Linked DNA regions of Mus musculus: regions 2 and 3 are each linked to region 1. Evidence: chromatin loops called from intact Hi-C (ENCODE). Cell type or tissue: left cerebral cortex. All regions are shown on one strand.

The links. A loop is a pair of places that touch in the nucleus more often than their neighbours do. Peaks named below come from ENCODE experiments on the same cell type or tissue, not always from the same donor. Only the 100,000 strongest peaks of a DNase experiment are listed, where the experiment ranks them.
Region 2: it touches region 1 in a loop (2.3-fold over the local background); 5 of 42 quality-filtered maps call a loop at or near these places.
Region 3: it touches region 1 in a loop (2.1-fold over the local background); 5 of 42 quality-filtered maps call a loop at or near these places.

Annotation. Positions count from the first base shown.
Region 1 is chr12:76,587,891-76,595,890 of GRCm38, reverse strand. All of the region lies in intron 32 of Sptb (spectrin beta, erythrocytic), which reads left to right. Among named protein-coding and RNA genes, the nearest start is that of AI463170, 44 kb to the right of the region's middle. In left cerebral cortex, a CTCF peak has its summit at 3,467 (motif pointing left); DNase peaks (open chromatin) are centred at 1,175, 1,823, 3,428 and 3,759; H3K27ac peaks cover 2,422 bases.
Region 2 is chr12:76,250,638-76,258,637 of GRCm38, reverse strand. Mthfd1 (methylenetetrahydrofolate dehydrogenase (NADP+ dependent), methenyltetrahydrofolate cyclohydrolase, formyltetrahydrofolate synthase) reads right to left here and starts at 3,406. Exons shown (of 28, transcript NM_138745.2): 1 at 3,094-3,406. The coding sequence starts at 3,134. In left cerebral cortex, no CTCF peak of the experiment used is centred here; a DNase peak (open chromatin) is centred at 3,359; H3K4me3 peaks cover 2,023 bases; H3K27ac peaks cover 1,004 bases.
Region 3 is chr12:76,276,244-76,284,243 of GRCm38, reverse strand. It overlaps Mthfd1 (methylenetetrahydrofolate dehydrogenase (NADP+ dependent), methenyltetrahydrofolate cyclohydrolase, formyltetrahydrofolate synthase), which reads right to left. Exons shown (of 28, transcript NM_138745.2): 3 at 4,781-4,840; 4 at 4,034-4,087; 5 at 3,728-3,864; 6 at 3,515-3,615; 7 at 1,220-1,356; 8 at 201-312. Among named protein-coding and RNA genes, the nearest start is that of Gm40444, 4.3 kb to the right of the region's middle. In left cerebral cortex, no CTCF peak of the experiment used is centred here; DNase peaks (open chromatin) are centred at 1,541, 2,987 and 3,523; H3K27ac peaks cover 1,784 bases.

The DNA of each region.
Region 1 (8,000 bases):
ATGGAGCCCATGCAGACAGAAAGCCCAACCTCCTTTCAGAGAGGTCCTCCCCAGCTCACTACAGCCCCCCTTCACTGCCCTTAACCTCTGGCCCATCACAGGAAGGTTCAGTTGTATGCTGTGCCTTCTCATGAATGGGCCTGGGGTGCCATGGCTCTCCTGCTGGTCCTATCTGTGCAGTCTGGTGTCGGGTCCTGTAGTTTAGATACATGCCACATTGCTTCGTGTAAAAGCCCTTACTAATGCATGTCGCTTCCTGCTGGAGTTACGAATGGGAGTGGAACACCACGTACCCCTTGCCCTGCCTGGATAGTGCCTGGATAGGTGGCACCCTGCGGGCCTTGATCCAGCCTTCCCTTTCCTGTGTGTGTACATGCAATGACTGAGCTGCCAAACCATCACTGTGCACTGCCACTACTGCCCCTCGCCTCTGCATGTTAGAATGCATTCTGGTAAAAGCCGGACCCTTCCCACAGGTAAGTGTGAGGCCAAGCCAGAGACACAAGGTATCACAAGAAGCAAGACTCGGGATGAAGTCAGAATGTCTGGGGTCTGGTCTTTGGTTCTGGTTAACCTGTGTGGGTTTGGAATCCTCTCCCCGTCCCCAAGCCTCTTGCCTTATAAAGGTCTTTTTGTAAGGTTACAGAAAGTCCACAGTCCCACGAGTCAGCGACGTAGCCTTCCAAGGGGGAGACTGAGAGGATGGCTTTCCTATTTTCCTTCCATCTGCTCCTAACTCTGAGATTCCGGAAGCTACTGTGAAATCAGGATGGGGAAGGAGAGGTCACAGCCTAGGGTGTTTGCCCTTGTCCCTCTTTGAGGAAAGGACTGAGGTTCAAACCTATATAATGCCAGAAGTGGAGCCCTGAGGGGGCCTTCAGCCGGAGGGTAAAGCAGGAGGACTTTCTGGCAAGAGACAGGCACCCTCTCTGCCTCCTGTGCTTCCCTTCCCCTGGGAAAGATCCGGTCCTCTCCTGAATGTTCATCTTCCAGGCATTGCTCCTCAGACTGCCCAGTGTTGTGTTTGTAGGAAGATGTTTCCTCCTAGGAGAGAAGAGAGCAAGCTCTCATGGGGTTAAAGAGAGTGTGAGTTTCCTCAGGCTCAAAACCTCTTCCTACACACTGCTGTGTCACACTGTCCCTGCTGGGATGACAGGAGTGACACCCCTGAAAGACTCAGATGCTGTTGGGGGCTGTAACGAGAAACAGTCTTAGTTTGGAACCAACCTACCCTTCCTGCCTCCAAGTCCCCAGGCTAGGCCCAGTGTGCAGTGCAGGGGGACCCCAAGGATCAAAGCCACTCCAGACGGTGTCAGAGTGGGTGCTACTCATGGTCAGTCTGGCAGGGACGAATCTTACCCCAGGGTAGTTCCCAGCCACCACTCTTTAAGTGTGACCTTCCATGAATGGCCACACAGCCAACTTCCCCTGAGACAGGCTGATCGTCAGAGTAGGGCTGCCAGGGTAATCTGAATCTTGCTGATCTTCCTTCCATTGTCTCAGAGGCTTTGGGAGAGCAGCCAGCACATGTGAGTGAGGGGCTGTACCCCAAGGGCTGTGCAGGCACCAGGATCTCGGGGTCCATGGCCACCCCTGTGGCAAGGCCTTGATAGCTCCAGCCACAGTTGCCCCCAGCAGCCAGCTTTGCTCAGCAGCCAGCAGTGAGGCTCTGACGTTGGTGGATGCTGTGCGAGTGGGATAGCAGCTGTTTCTTCTTGCCTAAACAGCTTTCCCAGTCCTTGCCCCTCCCACACCCCCAAACAGCAGCTTTTTCAGACATTTTGCCTCAAATGCAAATCCTCTTTGTTCCAAATGGGCAGTCTCTGCCTGAAACAGACGTCAGCCTTGCCCCAAACTTGGGCGTGTTTCTCTCTCCCCAGGATGCCTGAGTCAGCGTGGCAAGGGTGTGTCTGCCTGCAGTCTGGCACTGTGCCCTGGCTCCCTAGAGAAACCTTCTCTCTTTCTGGGCGTTACACACAGCAGGGTGTGGCCAGCTCTCTCTTTGCTATGCCAGATGCTAATGCCTGGTCCTTCTGCTGCAAAGTCTCCCCCAAGTTTCTTGTTTCAAGCTCTATGTTCTCCAGTCCCCTGTCCCCCAATACCGATGGACTCAGGATGAGACTCAGCTAACATTCGGGAGCACCTGGGAAGTGGGTGGAGAACTGCCTACTTGACAGTGCCAGGGTCCAGGCCTCTAAAGTCAGCTCACAGGTCATACACATTGAAAACCACCTCGCTTGCTCTCTGGTGGCAGTGGGTCAGGCGGCCTCCTGTGTCCAAGAGAAGCCTCCACTTCCCTTTGCTTTGTCCAGTGCCATGAACCATATTCCCTCTATCTTGCCCAAGCTCCTCAGTAGACAACAGTTGCCCCTTGGAGTGTAGGATTGAGCCTCTCTGCTTCCAAATCCCACTCCTGGCAGCCCCTCACCATCTCCTGGCCTGCCATATGCCAGTCTGCCTTTCCTTCTCCACCCTACACTTCTGGTTCAGCAAAGCCTCTCCTTTGGGGGAACTGTCGACCCCAAGGCTCCGTGGTCTCATGCATGTCTTTGGCTGCTTTTCGACTCAGCAAACGGATTCTTTCTCTTCTCTTGCAAACAACTGTTTTCAGGTACCCTTCGCAAGCTATCTAGACAACCCTTCTCCGTCACAGCCCAGGGGCCAAGACGTCAGGCACTGGGGAGAATAAACATCCCGAACTGCTAGGGTTGCTGCTCACCCTGCCCTCACCTGGCACTGTTTGGTTGCCTAAAGCATCTAGCAGTGTGTCTTTTGTGGTGCAAATCCCATTTCCAGCAGAGAAGAGAGCAGATCATACCACCTTAACAAATTGGCCACATGCCTGATGTAAGCTGGGCACATCTCATTTAGACTGGGAACCCAACAGGTGATACTTTCTTCAGCAGTCACGGTATTATGCGCACATAAACACACCTGGACTGAATAGAAAAAGCATTGTGTTTGGAGCTAAGCAGACCCATCTTCTACCTTCCATTGTTAGATATATGGCTGTGGGCAGATTTCCTGTTCCCCGTAATCTGTAAAACAGAGAGCCTGTGAGGCTTGCGAGACAGAATGTGCATAGAGAACTTGGTGCTTAGCACATGGTCAGTTAGGTCCCGTCATCCTTACCTTAACCCTTCATCTTTGAGAAGAACCTTCCCTCATATGGACTCTAACATTACCACGGTTGTAGACAGCAACCAGCCCAAGGCCTCCATCCTTGACACTCCATCTATGTACGTTCTAGGCTCCTGTCCCAGAACTCATCTCACTGCTAACATGAAGCAGTCTGTTCTGAGGTCCATCCATGCCCCTGGCTCTCACCAACATTAACAGTAGAGGGAGAGTTCTGTCAGCAGGGTTCTTTTGCTTATGGGTCCATCGTAATTCACTGAGCATCTTTAGGAAGACCCTGTGGTCCTGGGCCAGGGTATTTTGGCCTGTGGAATTAATGGTCTGTGTGCAGTCCCCCACACCCCCTGCTGGCTGATCCTGGAAATGCATCTTTAAAAGCCAAGCTTATGTGACTTACTTGACTTTGCAAGGCTGTCAAGATTCCACCAAGACTCCCAGGAGCCAGGAGTCTCTCCTTGTTTAGCCTCAATCCCAGGAGGTCCTACAAGGCTCTTCTGAGTGTCTTTTCTTTCCATAATGTCCCCCAATCAGCAGCCAATTCCCTTCTCAGACATCGTGCCAGCAGCTGGTACACACATCTTCCCATCAGACACCTCTTCTTGTGTGTTTTAACAAATCAGCAAACCAGCCTCTACCGCAGGCAGTGTGTCCTCCTATTGCAGGCCCACCCTGCCCGCTGGCCCCCTCTTAGGGCCTAGACATCTGCACTACCTTCCAGCCTGACCCCCAGAATTTCTTCCAGGTAGCTCTACATTCTCCTTCAGGCTCCCTGGGTGATGTCCTGTGATGGACACCCTCAGTGGTGCAGAGCCTGAGTGTTCCTGATGATCAAAGCCTGCTGGCTGAGTGTATAGAAGTCATCAGGGGCTTTGGCCACCTCCTCCACCCAGTGTCTAGGCAGAACCTGTCTGTCTTTAACATGCACCTCTGCTGGATGAGAAGCAGCTCTGAGCCCTGACTAGAGGCTTCTGGCACTTCTACCAGAGACTCCTCTGCCTGACAGTGCAGTGGCTCTCCCCTCAGACCGCTGCAGGCTTCCAGGGAGAACAAGGGAACTGCCACCTCTTCCTGTCCCTTCCCTAGTTTATTTAACCTTGGAACCTTTCAAAAGAAAAGGAAGGAAGGCAGGAAGGCAGGAAGGCAGGAAGGCAGGAAGGCAGGAAGGCAGGAAGGCAGGAAGGCAGGAAGGAAGGAAGGAAGGAAGGAAGGAAGGAAGGAAGGAAGGAAGGAAGGAAGGAAGGCAGACAGACAGGGTTTCTGTTTGTAGCCCTGGCTGTCCTGGAACTTGTTCTGTAGACCCAGTTGGCCTCAAACTCACACAGATCAGTCTGCCTCTGCTTCCTGAGTGCTGGGATTAAAGGCATGTGCCACCACTACCATTGGTCCTTCTGTCCCCAGGCATCCACCAGCATGATCTCTGGCTCCATTTTTGGATGGGCCATCGTTCAGCTAGCTGTTTGCTGGGAAGTCCTTGGTGCTGCTAAGCCTAGAAAGAGGCAGTAACTCATTTAGCAGCACTGCAGGTCTCAAATCCATTCCATTTGGAGCTAAGCCCAGGGCGCTCCTTTGGTTCCCTGACCACCTGCATGCCTAGGCCTACCCTCAAGGGCTTGGTTTGCCTCCCTTTCAAATTTGCAAGACCTTCTTGGGGGGCAGAGAAATAATGGCGTGGACTCTTGCCCTGACTCTGCTAACCTACTGTGTGACCCCCAGGTTGTCCCTCAACTTTCTGGATCCCAGTTTTCTAATTTCTGGTAGGACTGGCTGATTCAGCTGCTCCCCAAGACATCTTCACAGTCTCCAAACGTCCAAGAATTGTCCTCTTGGCTCCCTTTGCGGGGACTCCATCTGTCCCTGCTACCTCCAGCCTTCTCTGGTGGGACCTGCTTTCCTCATAAGGTCTTCATTGCCAACACTACCTCTGTCCCCCTCCTCCTTGAGACACCAGCTGCTAGTAAAAGACCCCGGGGGACATTTCTAATCTCAGCTGAATTCCAGAGACCTCTGACATACTGCATGCAGTACTGACACTAAGCTAGGAGGCAGCTCCCTCTCACTCCCTGTGGACTTTGTTCAGTGGATCAGAACCCCCTTTCTGCTTTGTTTCTGCTCACCAGGTCTAGGTAAAGTCTTCCTCAGAGTCTTCACAAAGCTGTGAGATCTTTGTAAAACTCCTACCATGAATTACCAGGACCTTCCACTAGGAACATTTGTTGTCCTCAGCCCTAGCTAGTGACTTCAAAGACACCTTCTCAAGTCCATTATCAAGCTCTGTGAGCTTCATAACAAAGTCTGAGCTGCCCTGAAGGGCTCTCCCCAGTCGCCACAGTTCCCCTGCTCCTGTCTGGAGCTCTGGAGTATTCCTACTGAAAACAACAGAGGAAGTAGCGGGGGGGGGGGGGGGGGGCCTTGCCTGCCAGCAAGCAGCTAGAATTTCCCATTAAGGGTCACCAAGGTATCCTGAGAACAACTCCATACTCTAGGAAAAGGAGTATTTGAGATGGTCGGGCTGACTACACAGTCACTGGCCATGACAGCTCAGGAGAACTGGGAGGCAGATGGGTTTGGCAGGATTAGGATCCTAACGGCCAACATTCCTATCTTATTCTGAAAAGCTTCAGATCACCCATAAAGTGGTCATGGGTACCGCCTTACAAGCAGACATATCAGGAAGGTTTAGTGACTTGCTGGGTTCTCGCCTGTTCCCAGACTTCATTCCAGGTCTGTCTGACCCAACGCCTGGGCTTTGGGTGTTAGAAAGGATACAGAGGGGCCAAGTCCTATGGGGGAGGGGTGGGTCGCTGAGGAAGGAGGTTTCCTTCCCTTTCCCATGCCCTACTCCTCCAGAAGTTGGCCAGACTTCCTTGGGAGCTGAAGAAAAGACAAACTCGGGGAACCTCTCCACCCTCTCCTGCATCCACCTCCTCCCGGCAGATCTGTGTGTCTCCCCTGTCCAGGAGGAAACTATGGACTTCTGAAGCCAAAGCCTTCCACCTCCACCCTCATTTCTGGCTCCTCCCTCTCAGGTCTTGACCTCTGTGTGGGCTTGGAAGCAGGATGCGCTGAAATCCACTCCAAAGCCAGAGAAGAAATCTTTGCCGTTACTGGAAAGCCCCGTGTTTCAAAGCTAACTTGTAACGAAGCCAAGTCTGCTCAGAAGACCCAGGCTCCAGCCTGGGTTAGGTCTCTGCTTAGTGTGCAGCAGCAAGAAGTCAGCCCTAGCTAAATGTATCTTGATTTTTAAAGGCCACTCTCTCAAAGAATTAAAAGCATAGGAAGCAAATGCAGGCGGGCAGAACCTGGGAAAGGCACAGCAGAAGGCAGGTTGTAACCGGCTGGTGGCGTCCTGCCTGGCACCGGTGTGACATCTTCTCTCAGGCACCAGCCCTCTCCTGGCTCGTCTCTAGGAGAGGCATGGTGCTCACACTTTTGCCCTCTGGATGGAGTTCCCTCTCCTGGAGGATAAGAAAGTCCCACCATACTTGAGGCTGGAGCTGAGAGGTGGGCCATGAGAAGGGGTTTCCCATTTGGGTTGGTGACTGCCTCCAGAACTTTCAATCCAAGGCAGAAGGTAGGCTGCAGGGGCCACGCGACTCCAAACTGAAGTCTGAGGTCCCATCCCATTCACATCGGCTCTTTCTCCTCACTAGAAAGTAGCAGTGCAGGCATTTCAGAGCCTTTGGAGCCTTGGGGACCACGCTTGCTCATGGCAAACATTGAGACATAAGTTCTTCAGCATACATACAGCATAGTAGCCTGGCCAAACCCTCAAAGGATTCTAACAAAGGAATAAGAATAGCATAAAATGCAGCCCTGCCCTATTCTGTAGTACATACTCCTAATTGCTTTGTATACCCACTGACTATAGAACATCCCAAAAGCCATTAACCTCTGAGCGTCGTTTTTCTCATTAAATATAGAAATGTTTGGTCAGAGGTTTCCGAATGCTTCCAGCCAGCTTTCCTTTTCTTTGAATGAAATCTTACCAGGACCCTGGTCCTTAAGAGCTTATTTATTAAGCAGTACCAATATGGTGGGGACACACCCAGCTTCTCTTGTCTTCTGACCACTGCCTTTGAACATCCCCTTTGAACTTAACATTCCATAGCACCCCCCTCAGGCAGAGCCCAGCCGTGGCAGCTGTTGGAAGTACCCAGTTTTATCTTAAAGCTTCAGTTTTACGTCCAGTGATGTGTCTGTACCCTCAGCTAAGCTCCCAATGAGAAGAAAAAGGCCTGCCCTTTCCCAATTCCTCCCTGCTCCTCCCCAATGTTCAGAGCATCCTGTGTGCCCGTTGGGGATGCCTGACACCTCCCCACCTCATCCTGAGGTTACCAGCAGTCAGCCACAGGGATGATGCTCTAGCTTCATGGCCCCAGTGAAACTGCCTTCTTTGGTACCCAGTCAGAAAATCCTCCTATTGTTCTTGCCTCAAAGGGGCCCTGTATGAGATATCCAGCTAGGAAATGGGGGTACCCTTTCCCTTTTCATTGGCACCTAATCCCCACAGCCCAGACCTGCTTCCCTTACTTGGCTTGGTCTGCGGGGAGCCCACACAGAGGTAAACTGCACAGCATTTCCACGAGACAGGCAATGGGTGATATCAGAACCCCTGCCCCATCTAACAAGTTCCTACCAAGTGACAGGAAGAGGGCTTGTCAGAACCTGAAGGGACTCCATTTGTTTTATATGGTAAGGGGATCACTTCTCAAGTTTTGGGGGAAGATAGAGTTTAGTTAAAGGTGAGGGAGACCTATGGCTTTAGTGACAATTTGAAGGTTACGGAAGAGTACTCGCTCAGCACCCTCATCCAGATGGCTTGTAATGTGTCCGTGCAGTAAGCCCGTTCTACAAAAATGGAA
Region 2 (8,000 bases), 340 kb after region 1:
AGCCAAGGTTACACAAGGGAAACACTGTTTCAAACACACACACACACACACACACACACACACACACACACACACCACATTACATGATGGGGCTGGAGAGACAGCTCAGTGGTTAAGAACACTGTCTGCTCTTCCAAAAGACCCAGGTTCAATTACCAGCACCCCTCTGACAGTTCACAATTGTTAACTCCTGCTCCAGGGAATCAATCTGACACCCTCACAGAGACATACATGCAGACAAAACACAGATACACTAAAATAAAAAATGGTAACTAAAAAATGTTACAAAGTATCCTATGAATATGTACAGACTCTGTATCCACTTAAAATTTTAAAAATCAAATCAGGTTTTAAAAATTAAAAACAAGGGGCTGGTGAGATGGCTCAGTGGGTAAGAGCACCCGACTGCTCTTCCAAAGGTCCAGAGTTCAAATCCCAGCAACCACATGGTGGCTCACAACCATCCGTAACAAGATCTGACTCCCTCTTCTGGTGTGTCTGAAGACAGCTACAGTGTACTTACATATAATAATAAATAAATCTTTAAAAAAAAATTAAAAACAAAATACAATTACCAGAACTAACAATCCCTTTCCTGGATAAGTAACCAAAGAAAATTAAATTATAACCTTGTAAAGAAATCTGTTCACTAATAACAATTGTAGCATTATTCACAAGAGCTAAAATATGGGACCAACCCATCTAGGTTGTGACCTTATTAATGGTTGCTCTTATGACATTACAGAGTCTTTTGAAGCCAGGGCATTGCAGGTGCCAGTTCCTCTATCACTGAATAGCCATGGCTTCAACAGACAAATAGAGAAAGAGAATTAGACATACTGTAAATTATTACTCCTTAAAAAAGGAGATCTGTCACATGGACAGAACCAGAAGACACTATGCTGAAAAACAACCCTGACATTGCAAGAAAAATGCTACATAATTGCATTCATTGGGAAGTTAAATCCAAGCACACAGCTAGAAATAAGACGGGGCATGGCAAGAAACCAGACTTTTCCCAAAGAATACAAAGTGGGAGATATGGAAGAGTGGGTAGAACAGAGGACTGTGGGTAATCAAAGACTACTGTATCCAGGATTGTGCCCAGTAAGTTCATCTTAGCAAGTCTTATAATTTACATTTGTCACTTTAGTAACCATATACATTATTACTACCTATATGCATCCCATAATATGTGACTAACCTAAAATATACTTAGTAAGTTTTTTTTAAAAAACATTATTTCTGTGCATGTGTATGTGTATAAGTGTATGCCATGCCTGTCCGTGGGTACCCAGAAGGCATCTTTCCCTTGGAGCTGGAGTTACAGGCAGTTGTGAATGGTCTGAACAGGGTGCTAAGAACTGAACTGAGTTATCTGGAAGAACAAGATGTGCTCTCCTTAATCCCTGAGCCACCTCTCCAGCCACCACATTAAGGTTTAAGAAAGGGGAAAAAAGCAGGCATGGTGATATATGTCTTTAATCCCAACACTCAGGAGGCAGAGGCAAGTAGATCTCTTTGAGGTCAACCTGGTCTACAGTGTGAGTTCTAGGACAGCCAGGGATACACAGAGAAACCCTGGCTTGAAAAACAAGCAAACAAACAAAAGTCTGATGTAGTGGTCCAGACCTGTGATCTCAGCCCTTGGAAGTATAAGCAAGCACTGAATCAGCAGTTCAAAGCCAGAATCAGATACATTTGAGTTTGAGGCAAGCCTGGGTTACCTAAGACCCTGTCTTTTAAAAAAAGAAAAAGGAAAAAAAAAAAAAGAAAGAAAGAAAGAAAAGAACTTGTATATATTATGATTTCTAGTCCAAAAATCTGGAGTTCTTCCTTGCCTTAGTGCAAGATTCACCATTTAATTTATATTTTTCCTCTTTTTTCGCAATCTTCAACAAAAGCTCTCTTTACTCTAGAGTAGGCTTCACCATCATTCTCTCAAGGTCTCTTGTGACAAAACCAAGTGTTTACTGGACACTTACTGCTAGCCCCAGCAGTTAATAAATAACCAGATACCTAATGTCGGAAAAGCAACCTTCAGCAAGTTCACAAAAACAGACCTTTCTCTCTCCTCAGCAGTCCCCAACACTCACTCCCTAAACAAAAAGCAAGGAATGTAGCCCAGATGTTATGCACACTTTCGGGCTCCACACTTAGGGGCTCAATTCCCAGCCCTCTCTCCCAAACAGCAAAAGGGTGCTACTCTCTGGGACGACACTTGGCAAACATTCCCACTAGTTAAGCATTTAAATCTGCACGGCCAGAACAGGTGGTCTGACGGAATATGGAATAGGGTCAGCACACAAGAGCCAAACTGAAAAGTAACTTTAGCGCCAGGACGGATAGGTAGGCTGTTAAAGGGTAGAGCAAGCGAGCGCTGGCGTAGTAGCTGAGTGGTGCGGCGCTTGCCTTGCCTGTGCGATACCTTGGAAGTGAAGCCGGCGGGGTGAAAGAGAAAAAAAGACAGCATTTGGTGTAATGAGGAATGCGCTGAATTAGAGGAAACCCTCTAGGCCAGGTGTGGTAGCCCAAGCCATTAATCCCAGCACTCAGGAGGCAGAGGCAGGAGGGGATCTCTGTGAGTTCAAGATCAGCATGGTCTACAGAGTAAGTTGCAGGACAGCCAGGGCTCCGTGGAGAGACCCTTTGTCAGAAAACAAACAAACAAAAAATTAGAAAGAGACCCTCTCTCTGATTTGACCAATCACCCGTGTCAAATCTTGCCACAACCGAATCACCACCAAATTGCCAGACAAGCGGCTATGCTGGGTTTCTGAGGTTGGACTCCTCAGGTAGCCCGTGTCTAGGCAGAATGATGCCAGCAGCTACACTTTTGAGAACAAGGTCAGGTCAGGACTTGCCGCCAAACCTAGGAATGCAGCCACCCCAGGCAGTCTATTGCAATTGCACATTGGGCCGGGCATGTGTTTCTCTGGCTTCAGGAAACCAGTCTTCAGATTCTAGGAGCCCGTGTCGATGTCCTCTCTTCCCGCAAACCCCATCTAAGCACCTCTCCTGCAGAGCCCAGGCGCTTGGGGATCTGCACGCCCTGCTCTGAGCCCACCACCACTATCACTGGCAAGTACTTACGCAGAAACCAGTTTCCCGTTCAGGATTCCCGCTGGTGCCATGGCCTTTGCTAGTCTGCCACCCACGGTGAACACCAGCAAAAATCAGGTTCCAGTCGCTCCGCGCGCGCAGGACAGCACAACCCACGTGCTCAGGGACCTCCCGGGAGAAATCAGCTAGTGCGCCTGCGTCGCGCTCAGCAGCGAAGGTGCGCAGGCGACCCGGAAAGACGTCGTGACCCGCTGACAGAGGAGGCCCAGGAGCGTCTGCGGGAGCCGGTGGGCCCAGGCAGCAAGAGGGTTGTCACCAAAGACTGGTTGGCGGCAATGACTGGCTGCGGAAAGAGCCTGTGTGGAGCCCGCCTCTGATGAGCCGGGAGCTTCCCGCCTCGCTTTTAGCCAATCAGAGATAGTGTGTAGGGGGCGCGGTGGAACTGGGCGGAGTCCGGGCAGGAATGGGCCTGTCTGAGCAAGTTTGCGTGACCTAGGTTGCGGCGACAGAGTCCTGCAAAGCAGTGTGATTTTGGATCGTACTGGCTTCTCCGGGCAGGATCTTGGAGGCCTTAAGCTGATTCCGGCTACTGACCTGGAGCAGGCAATGCGGCTTTCCACGTTGTCATAGGCCCTAGCTTTCAGAGTGTGGTGGGGAACACCTGGGATAACTGCCTCTCTGTTACCCTCCTAGCAAGAGTGAGGCTATCCTTAACGAGGCAATTGTGTCCCTCTGGTTAGCCATCTGCGGAGGAAGCACTCCAGGGAATTGCTTTTCCACCAGCCAGAGTAGAAATTTGTTTCCGGGGAAAGAGATTTCAGAGATCACCTTGCAGGACTGAAGCCAAGACAGTAATGGACAGGTCCACACCTCGACCTTCACTGTTCAACTCTATATCAAGTCTGACTCTTTACTTAAACCTCAGTTTCATATTAGAACTCAGAAGATAAGACTTCTCTTTGTCCCTCTTCCCAATGTGGCCGTATTGAATAAATCTCCTTTTTCTATATCTTACCATTACTTGTTTAATCGACTTATTAAGGATGGTGACTAACCTGGTTTATTAGATTCTCAGAGCCCAGGGTCTGGCTCGCAATTCTAGTAACAGCAGGGACGATCAATCCACAGCCTTGACATAGAGACAAGTTCGCTACTACTGAACCCAGCCTTCCATAACTAAAACCTGCTATCCTCCCAGGGTTGAAGCCCAAAAGCAGGCTCAGCCCAGCAGCTAAGAGGGACCTCAGAGCAGAAGCGTGGGGCTTCATCAGCGTGAAGGGAGCAGAGTTCAGGACGAGTGATCCTCTGGTCTCAGCGGACCAAATCAGTATTGAAGCAGAGACTACTTTGTTCATCAGCTAGATGCCAGCAAGGCTGGCATCCCTCCCCATTTGCCCTGGTGCAGAAATGAGTTTGGCCATGTCCTCGGGAGCCTGGTGGTAGAGGAATACATCAGAGCCACTGCCTTGACTTTGCTTTTTCTGCCGCTGGAACTGGGCTGGATTCTTACTGTTGGGTTCGAGGTACAAGCCGAGAAAACTTATTTCAGACTCAGGAAGCTTAAAAATGAAAGCTTTATTCTCTGAGCGCTCAGGAAGGCAGCCAGTTCAGGACCTGAAACATGTCCCAGGAAGGATACTGTACAACATTTTAAAAGGATGGGAACACAAAGTGAGAAGTGAGCTGGGGTGAGCTGGGGTGAGCTGCAGTGTTATCCAATTGTATTTTGGTTGACATTTTGGCTTAAGCAAGGGAGTACCCGCTGGAGACTGGGTGAATCCAAGGGACCTGACTTCAAGGTCCTTAATTCATTCTCCTGAACTTTAGGTCTGGAGCTCAGAGTGATAAGGGGACAAAGGAGCTGATCAGCTGCATGTAGTTAACTAGAGCAGGACAGGTGATTGGTTATATATTTTTATAACATATGTACCTTGGTTTAGAAAAACAGCAATTTCTATATTCTTTACCTGTTAACAGACAGTTAAGAAAACATTTGGAGAAGTGGGGTAGGTGTTCGCTCCTAGGTTGTTTGACCCTGCCAACAAGATGGAGAAGTTGTCCTTGAGATGGCTGGATTCAGACAACTGCCTCCTTACAAGCTGTCCCTGAGATGTCTGGATTCAGACAGCTGTTCACAGCAGAAGCTGTTCAGCTATAGGGAAGTCCCAAGCTGCCCTAGGGCCTGGTACATTGGATTTAGTTTTTCCCTATAAATGCTAATCTGTAAACAAAATGTTAGTTTTTAGAATAAGTTTCTTTGGCTCCTTCCCAACATTACCGTTGTCTGGCTACAGTTTCCCCACATTGTTCTACAGATAAGTCCTTCCTTAGAACATCACCACATGGCTATGGATTTAGCAACCATTGTTAGAGTGGCTTGTTTCAACCAATGGCAGGACATGTGGCTGCCCCCACCCCCACTTCCCATCCCCCACCCCCCACCCCAACCTTTCTGCCCTAGGAATTAACCCAGGGCCTGGCATGCTAGCTAGGCAAGGGGCTTCTACCAGCAGCTAAGTTCCCCCATGCCAGGGCACAGTTTGCACTGAATTTGTTGTTGTTGGGCTTTTTTTTTTTCCTGTACTAATGTGTGTATTTTAGTTTGTGACTTTTGCCTGAAATCTGGGATTGTTTTACATTACATCCATATATAGTTAGATAATCTCTGTTTTATTTCATTAGCAGTTTAACTCAAGTCTAATATGTAGACTGAAAGAAACATTTTCCCATTTTAAAGAATGCAAGTGTATGGTTTTTAGTTTACAATGTTTACATTTACAGAGCTGTGTAACTGTCACCATGATATAATTAGAAAATTGACACTGTCTTCATTGTTGGTTGGGGTTTTTTTTGGGGGGGGGTATCCAACCCAGGGCTTCTACTATGGTTAAACATGAGTTCTACTAATAAACTACAGCTCCAGCCCCTCCTTTACTATTCTTGGGGGGGGGCTTTTTTAAAGACAAGGTTTCTCTGTGTAGCCTTGGCTGTCCTGGAACTTGATCTGTAGACCAAACTGGCCTGGAACTCACAGAGATCTGCCTGTTTCTGCCTCCTGAGTGCTGGCATTAAAGCAAAGAAAAAGAGAGAAAGTAGTTCTGGCTCAGTGGTTAAGAGCTTTTGGTGCTTTTGAAGAAGACCCAGGCTTGGTTCCCAGCACCCACACAGCAGACTATAACCACCTACAACTCCAGTTCTAGGCCACCCAACTTCCTCTTCTGACATCCATGGCTCCTGCACACACAAATTATACATACACAAATAAGGTTTCTTTTCTTCTTTCCCTTTTATCTTTAAATATTTATTTATTTATTATATGTAAGTACACTGTAGCTGGCTTCAGACACTCCAGAAGAGGGTGTCAGATCTCATTATGGGTGGTTGTGAGCCACCATGTGGTTGCTGGGATTTGAACTCAGGACCTCTGGAAGAGCAGTCAGTGCTCTCAACCGCTGAGCCATCTCTCCAGTCCCCAGGGATTTTTAAATGCAAGAAAATGGTTCATAGATTGCAGTTAGTGTTTCTGAATATTGGATTTCAAAGAAGATTTTCACTAATTTAGCTACTTTGTTGGTGAGAAAGAGGCCCAAGCCTCATTTAACAGGTAGGGAAATGGTCTTAAGCCCATAAGCCCAAGGCACAAAGCTATGACTAGGTTAGGCCCCGAACCTTGATGCCTCATCCCTAAGGTATTGCCTCTGCCCTCTAAGCAGACTGGTTTTCAGCTCTGTATAACCTGTAAAATTCATTCATCGAGCAAGTAACTGTTGAACAGCCATTTCCTGACAATAATTCTGCTCCAAATGCTGACAGCACCTGAGAGAGCTGAGCATCACAGTAAATTATATTCTGGTGGAGGATACAAACATCGATTAAATATGTAATTTTAGAGATGAAAGAATAGCCATGTTATTATTTATTTATTTTTCTGCGCTAGGGACAAAAGCTAAGATCTTGTACTCGGTGGGCAAATGTTACACTGGTTGCTAAGTGACACCCCTAGCCCAAAGACATGCTATTAAAAAAAAAAGTCAGATGAGCCAGTGTGTTAGTAACTTTTCTGTTACTGTGATAAAACACTATGACCAAAGCAATTTATAGAAAGAAGGTTTTATTTGGGGCTTATGGTTCCAGAGGGTCCATCACTATCACAGGAAGCATGAGAGCAGCAGTGATGAGCTCACATGTCAAACCCCTAACAGGAAGCAGATAATTCACAGGAAAAGGCAAAAGGCTTTAAAACCTCAAAGCCTTCTCCCAGGGACATACCTTCTTCAACAATACTTCCTAATCTTCCACTCACTGGGAAACAAAGTATCCAACCATCTGAGCTTGGAGGGCTTTCAATCCACCACAGTCGGGCAGAGTAGTATGCACCAGGGAGGCAGAGGCAGGTGAACCTCTGAGTTTAAGGCCAGCCTGGTCCACAGAGCAAGTTTCAGGACAGCCAGGGCTTCACAAAGAAATCTTTTCTTGAAAAACAACAAAAGGAAAAACCAAGGAACTGAGAGAGGGAGAGAGGGAGGGGGAAGGGGAGGAGGAATGGAAGGGAGAAGGGGAGGGGGAGGAGAAGGGGGAGGGGGAGGGGAAGGGGGAAGGGGAGGGGAAGGGAGAGGGAGAGGGAGGGGGGAGAGGGAGAGGGCACTAAAAGGATAGGTGCTCATATCAGAAGGGGATGGGAAATGATATTTTAATGTTTTTGTTTTGTTTTTTGTCTACTTACACTGTGGAAGGTTGAAACTCACACAACACACGTGCTAGGCAAGCACACAACCAATGTTCCCCACGCTCAGTCTAAGTGCCCTGCTTACAAGTGTAGTAAGAGAAGTTTCTCTGGGCATCTGGTGTGAGAGAAACCGGACTCAGAGGGGGGCTTGGAGTGTGAGAGAGAAAGCAAGGACTTGGCCTGAGTGACTAGGCAGGTAGAACTGCCATTT
Region 3 (8,000 bases), 310 kb after region 1:
AACAAATAAGCTATGATACAGCTGCCCCCTCTCCCACTCTCTCTGTACAAAGTCAATTGAGGATTAGCAGAGCAGAGGGGAGCCACACCTCTGACCCCAGGCAGGACAGCACACAGACAACCTCCTCACAGCAGGCTCACTGAGCCCGGGTACTTGACATAAAATGTGCTGCAGTTGGTTCTCTGTCTGGCACCACTCACCTGGAACATAATTGATCCCACAGTCTATGACCACAGCCCCAGGCTTGATCCACTCCCCCTTCACCATCTCAGGCTGGCCTGTGGCAACCACCAGAATGTCTCCTTTATTTACCTAAGGAGGGGAGGGATCTAGACTTCAGAAATTAAATAATCAAAACACGCAAATACACACACATGCATGCATGTACACACACACACACACACACACACAGAGACACAAAAAGGAAAATCATGAGCTGTGATATAACATCTTTAATTATCAGTAACACTTTCAGGGATACTGGGTAAGGCCTCAAATGCAAACCAGAGTTTCTGCTGGCCCAATCCCATGCCATACTCAATCCTACACATGCCAGAAGCCCCCTTCTCTAGGTATTTTCCCTAACAGGAAAGGCAATGAGAACCAGTGAGGGTGAAGAGAGCACAGATTTGGAGCCAAACTTAGGACAACATTCCTAGTGATGGAACCCTCGTTTATGGAAGGCACTTGCTCCCACCATCAACCCAGGACAGTTTGAGAATATTAAAGAGGGGGTACCAGGCCTCCATCTTGTTCTCTGCCCGCAGGACACAGCCATGTGACATTTTGGACTCAGGGATCCAACGTAAGGATCAAGAATAAGCTGCTGAAGCTAAGAATGTAGCTCAGTGGTAAAATTCTGCCTATTCTAAGGAGTTCAACCCCAGTCTAACAATAATAAAACAAAGGACAGCGAGAGATGCCCACTGTTCAACCTCGTCTGGAGTACCTCCATCCAAGGCCAACAACCTGCCCGGGAGACCTGTAAATGGCATAATTCCACTGCTAAACCCTGTCTGTCACAGGGCATGCTGGTGTAGAAAGTGCATGGTCAGAATGTCAGAAAGATCTGGATCAATGCTGGCAAGCTTGTGATTTGAATTTGTCCCTTCCTCTTGGACAATGAGACATGAAGCACAGCACAGTTACTGGGGTTAGAGAGCTAATGTCCCCACGCGTGCACACAGGCTGGACGTCTACGCTACCCTGGATTGCCTACCTCCTTGTCCAGATTGGCAGTCTTGGAGTGGCAGGTGGTCACCGTGGCATTGTTCCACAGAAGGAGGTCATGCATGGGTGCACCAACTATCTTACTTCGACCAACCACCACCGCGTGCCTTCCGGCAATCTGCACCCCTGGAAGAGAAGCCAGCACACATTAGAGATGGAGAAGCAGCTGCCCTCGTTCACACACCACCCAGATGGAAAACAGCAAAAGTGCACAGAAGCAGATCGTCTGCATCCGACAGAAATCTTCCTAAGAACGCTCCTACGCCAAGCACAGCCTCAGCTCCAGCTTCAGCCTGGGACCTGCCCACTGTCCTTCCTACAGTAGGGCTTGGGGTTCCGCTTAGGCCAAGATCTGTTCATTGAGTCATGAGGGAGTGGGAAGAAATCCTACACTCAAAAAAGAAACCTCAACACACAGCTAACAGCCATATGGAAGTAGCTATCAGACTAAACTACGCGGGCAAAACAGTCATGAAAACTACGGCATCTGGAACAGGGTCAGGGCAAAGGAGAGAATCAGATTAGTATCAGTACGACTCCCCAGATTCAGTGAGTTTATTCATACAGTTTCTCATCCAAAGTTCTGTCTGGCTTAGGGCCTGAACACAGGGTTATCTCCCGGGGAGAGATAATAGGAACTGCAAGTGGCTGGAAAGCCTTTCGCTGACTCAGCACCTGCACTCCTGGCACTTTGCCAACATCCCCCCACCCCAGTGCTGAAGACCAAACTCAAGGCCTCACTCACACACGCTATGCCTGGGCTCTTCCATGGAACTGCCCCAGGCTTGTGCTTCTTTTGAGACACTAGCTGGCCTGGATTGCCCTGAACATCCTCTCTAGAGCACAGGCAGGCCTTGAGGTGCTTTTTAGAACTGAAACCTGAATCCTACAGAGGTGACAAGTCTCTCCCTCGCCCTCTGGCCTGTGAGATGCAGCTATGACCGTCTGTCTAACATGAGAAGAGAACAGGGAGAAAGCTGCACAGGGTTACCCCGTTACCAGGAGGGGCCTGAAATGGGCCGCCCAGACAGAAAGGAGCAGAGTGCTCCGAAATACTCTGCCTGGCCACTCTACCCTGGCAAGGCTGAAAAGCTATGAACCCTTGCTTGGGATTTAAACCACACTTTGAAAAAGAACCAACTTCATCAGAAGACCAGCACTTAGAGAATGCTAACACCATGACTACACTAGAATTGAAGTCCTTGAAGTTTGAACGAATTGACAAGTCCATTGCTGGGTTGAATGGATAGGTCAACTACAGAACAACTGACAAGCATGCTGGAGCCCCTGGCTTTCATTCTCAGCACTGCAAATCACCCAATCAATTGACCAATGACAACTTTACTAATTAAGACTCAGCAAAGATTTGAAGCTACCTTAAGGCAACAGTAGCTTGTGGGACACCAGGAAGTCACGGGTGTAATAGCTCATGGGACTCTTTCCTATAAAGCTGTAATAAATATTGGCTAAACACACTGAAGAATATAAATTGTAGTTCTGAACTATCACAGCTGGGTCAAGGCTTCTGGCTTGGCCTTTGCTGGCCAACCACAGACAACTTTCATTACTAACTCTGGCCAAATGCCTCCCTTGAAACTTCTGACCTGCTTCTTTCTAACAGGACTCGTTTCTGTGCAAAAAATAAACTCTGCTAAAAGTATTTATAAGGAAACTAAAATACAAAGGTACTAGCTATGTACTGAAGTAATGTGGGGTGAATGTTCACAAGATCCACTCCAGCCATCTGTCTAGTGTTGGAACCACAGTTGACTTGGGGCTGGTTCCAGGGGCAGGAACCCACAACATTACTCACTTTGTACTGGCAGAATTCTCATTGGCATTTAGGAGTCCCACCCCCAAAATAAATTGCTTTGAATATACACAACCCTGGGTTCAAATCTTGGTTCTGCTATCTCTTAGGAAACAACTCTCTCTGGTCTGTTTGTTTGCTTCTTTTTGCTTTCAGTGCAGGGGGCTGAATCCTTGGTTTTGAGGCAAGTTCTCTTGAAGCCAACAGGAAGGCAAAGCTTCCTAAGAAAGAGCTTTCTAGATACGTGGCAATACAGAGGAAGTGGGTCGTAGTGGTCCTGATTCACAAAGAAGCTCAAGAAAATGCTGCACTGTCTCTCCAGCCCTGTGGAGTGCACATGCTGTAGTTAAGTTTAACTAACAGCTAAGGAAATCGGCGCAGAGCCAGTGTACTTGTGAAAACACCTGCAGTCCCAGGGTTTGGCAGGCAGAGGCGAGTCTTCACGATTTTCCTGCTGGTTTCCCTCACTCTTACCTGCCTCTTTGATGAGTTCCAAGCATCCCTTGGGTGTGCATGGGATGAAGCAGTCATTTAGATCACCTCTGGCGAGCTTCCCAGCACTGACGCTCGTCAACCTAAAACAGTCAAATTAGGAGGAAGGAGTGGAGCCTCTGTCCTCTAGAAACAAACACGCTATGCTTCCAGAATAGAATCATGCTCTAAATAAAGCCAACGGGGAGCACTCACCCATCCACATCCTTCTCGGGTGCAATGGCATTGATGACTGCCTCAGTGTTAATGGAATTCTCTGAATCTAAAGGCAGCTGCACTATGAATCCGTGCACAGAGGCATCCTCGTTCAGGGAGATGACATATTTTAACACCTAAAAGTAGTGCCACAGTTGATTTGTACTAATTAATCACAGACACTGAAAGGAGGAAGGAAAGGCTGTAAAGAAATATTTTCTGTCTGCAAAGTGTATCTCAGCCCCTGAAGTCCCACCAAAGCAAGCAGACAGGGAGACACCTCGCCATGTGCATCCACACGCTCACCTCGGACTCTGTGGATGTTCTTGGTAATTTAATGTGAGTGGCTTTGATCCCAATCTGCAGAAATAAACACAAGAAACAGGGAAATGGTATGAGAACCTGAGATCTGGGCCTGTGTGATGGTTTGTATGTGCTCGGCCCAAGGAGTGGCACTATTTGAAGGTGTGGCCTTGTTGGAGTGGGTGTGTCACTGTGGGTGTGGGCTTTAAGACCCTCATCCTAGCTGCCTGAAAGTCAGTATTCTGCTAGCAGCTTTCAGATGAAGATGTAGAACTCTCAGCTCCTCCTATACCATGACTATCGGGATGCTGCCATGCTCTCTCCTCGATGATAATGGACTGAACTTCTGAACCTGTAAGCCAGCCCCAGTTAAATGTTGTTCTTATAAGAGTTGCCTTGGTCATGGTGTCTGTTCACAGCAGTAAAACCTTAACTAAGACAGCCTGCCTCTCTGAAGGAGTGTGACTGAAGCAATGGAGTATCGGGTGTCATTTTGCCCTGTGTGTGGAGAATCAGCCCTTTTGTCACCATCACATTCAACACCATTCCGCAGCCTCTCACCTGCCTCTCAGGGAAGAAAACCATCAATGAGAACCACACAGGGAGAAATCAGCCGGCTAGGTCACCTGACTCTGCCTTGCCCAATAGTTAAATTAGTTTTGTGGGGAGGGCCACACAGGGCGAAGGGGTTACCAACGGGACCTGGGGAGGTAGTGAGAAGGATGCCAGCATCCCTGTTCTTGGCTTTACCTCTTCAGCAGCCTTCAGCTTCACATTTATATAAAGATTGGAATCATCTCTGTCGCCAACCTGGAATAATAAATACATGCAAATCAGACACTTAGGGAAAGGCAAAGTGTACAGAAAAACTTCTGCAATTTTAGTTTGGATAAAACGAACGTTTGAGCCGAGAACTTTTATGGAAGACAAAGGAGGGTGGGGAAGGGGAAGGCTGGGGTGAATATAAGTGGCTTCACTCTTTACCCTCCAGCTTCGATCAGTGATCCTCTGACAATGCCAAAAGGAAAACCAGGGGCTGGAGGCACCGGCATGAACCTGTAATCTCAAGCTCCCCGGGAGGCTGATGCAGAGCCTGCACTGTAAACAAGGCTATTGACAAGGATAACCCTGGTTACAACAAAAAGGGTATGCAGGTGTTGCCCAGTGCCTGCACTGTAAACAGGGTGAGAATGCTACAGGTTTCCAGAAATGTGGGAGGAGTAATAGATGAGTAATTGGAACTGAGAAATTATCATCAGTCAAAAAGACACTAGAGAGGCAGAAGTTCCCAAAGGCACCGACCACCCAGGGACAATGGAAAAATGCTCACCATCAGCCAGACGGTAGTGAAACCAGTAAGACGGGGCTACTGGGCTAGCTTATCAGAACAGACACCATAGGAGGAGCAAACCAGCGCCCACCTGACGGGTGTCAGTGTGGGAGCCTTTGTACCCTTTGAACCCTGACCCCATCACACTGTACACACTCTTCCTCATGGTCATACTTGTGATTCTTCATTGCATTAAGTTATCTGTAAAAACTTATTTCACAAGTGCCTCCCCATGTGTAGGTCAAGATCTCTCTGCAGTGTTTTGCTTCTCTCCGTTCTGTAGACGGCCAAGCATCCTAAAACCTCTGGCTGGGGCCCAGGAGGAACTCGAATCTTGGAGATTAAGCTGTGCTTTTCGGTCCTGCCTCCTGCATGCTGAGCCTGCAGGACGTCCCCAGCTCTAAGGGAGCTGGTTATGTAATCAATGATAGACTAGATGCAAGAATGTTTAAAGAACATTAGATTCTTGACTGGCAGTCAAGTGGGTGGGCGGTAGACTGGTTCCCCAGAACACATCTTAATCCCAATGATTTATCAAGAATGTTACTTAAGCATTTCATCTGGAGTGGCAATCCCTTCCTGCAAAGGGGTGGGGCCTCAAACCATCAGAGAGACCCAACAAGACAAAACTAAGCCCGATGTGTAATCACAGCATGTAGAAGGCTGAGGCAGGAGGGAGACTGATATGAGTTTGAGATCAACCTGGGTCTCATGTAGCCCAAAATGGGCTAGAATCTTTTATGACCCTTCTGCCGCTGCCTCCCACATGCTGGGGTTATAAACCCTGGTTCAGGGCCTTTGCAAACACTTTTTATAACAGCCAGACAGAGTGTATGTTAAAGTTTGATTATTCTTTTCTCTTCCACACAGGGTCTCAAGATACGGTCCTGGCTGGCCAAGAACTTGCTATGTAGACCAGGTTAGCCTTGAACTCACACACATCTGCCTGCCACTGCCTCTTGAGCACTTGGATCACAAGCATGCACCATTACACCATGGGGCACGCAGTTGTAATCCCTGCATTTTTGAGATGGGTACAGATTTCAAGGCAGTCTTGGCTGCCCAGCAGGTTCAGTGCCAGCATCTGCTCCATAAGACCTTGTCTCAAAAAAGCCACCAGCCAACCAACAACAAAACCCAAAACACCCACTAGCCATCAGCTTCTTCCTCAGAAATATGGCAGGTGCCACAGGAGGACTGGGGGCCCAGGCTCGGGAAGGCTCAGCTATCCATCTTAGGGGCCATGGTGAGGTCCCATGGTTCATGGAGCTAAAACAGGACAATGAGAGGATCCCCATTTCCAAGCTGGGCCATCTGGTCAAGAACACGAAGATCAAGGGCCTTGGTGAGATCTACCTATTCTCCCTGCCTATCGAGGACTCTGTGACCACTGACATTCTCTTAAGAGCATCTCTAAAGGATGCTGTTCTAAAGATCGTGCAGATGTGGGCTGCAACGGTCAAGTTGGACTTAGTGTTAGGTCCTTCGAGGAGGTAACCATATTGGCCAAGATTTTCATGGTCGTTCTGCAGAGAGGTTACTGTAGGAATAAAGATTGGCAAGCCCCATTCCCATGAAAGGTGACAACCATAGTGGTTCTGTGTCACCTGAGGCATTAGCATGATCTCTGTTCCTGTGCCCAGGAAGCTTTGATAGCCAGTATTGATGACTGATACACACCAGCCAGGGGCTATTCTGCCACTCTGGACAACTTCACCAAGGCCGACTCTAAAACCATGTCCAAGACTTACAGCTACCCCCAACTTCTGGAAAGAGACTGTGGCCACCTTGTGAAAACTCACACCAGAGCTCCTTTAGAGGATCCAGACTTCTGCTATGGCTACCACATATATTTTTTATAGCAGAAATCGAAGTAAGTCTGAGAAGAAAAGAAATAGAATGGAAGGGAGGGAGAGAGGGAGGGAGAAAAATCTAACAAGTATATACTTGGACCAGATCGTGTATGTTCTGCAGTTTGGTTTTCCAGTCTGGACTTAATTCACAGCTGTGCACCTCTGCCCTGGCAGCCCCACCCTGGCTGCAGGACGTCCTTTAAAAGCATGATGATGTAATGAGCTTGAGATCCTGTAGACTGCCCACCTGGCTAAATAGAACATTCTAAATATGAAGAGACCGTTGCCAGTTAAGAGCCAAAGAGACCTCTGGCTATCTTTCCAGGCTCCATTTGCTATCCACCTTCTATCTGACTTCCTCATAACCTTTAGATAAAACTCTAGAAATAAGCTTGACAAGGCTAGCCTCCATTAACCCTAGAACTGAGGACAAAGATAGTATCTAAGTCGATTTCCTTGCTTTGGTGTAGCCCATAAACGTGATGGCCCTATCTATGTACTTTGCAAACAAGTGGTCTGATAACTTTCTTTTTGGTGACTATAAAAGTTCATGTAACCTTTCCATGGTTCCTTTCAGATCCTTTGAATCCACATTTTCTGACCTATCACGGCTATTTGTAATTGGATCAGAATAAACTATTATTCCCTTAAGAAGAGTTGATTTATATGGTGACAAAAAAAGAAACAAGCAGGTTTTGTACCCAGGGCTTGATCGGGGTGCCAAACTCATCCCTTCTGAGTGGCTTTGGGCAAGCCCCTAAGATGTTTTTACTGTTGTGATAGCTTT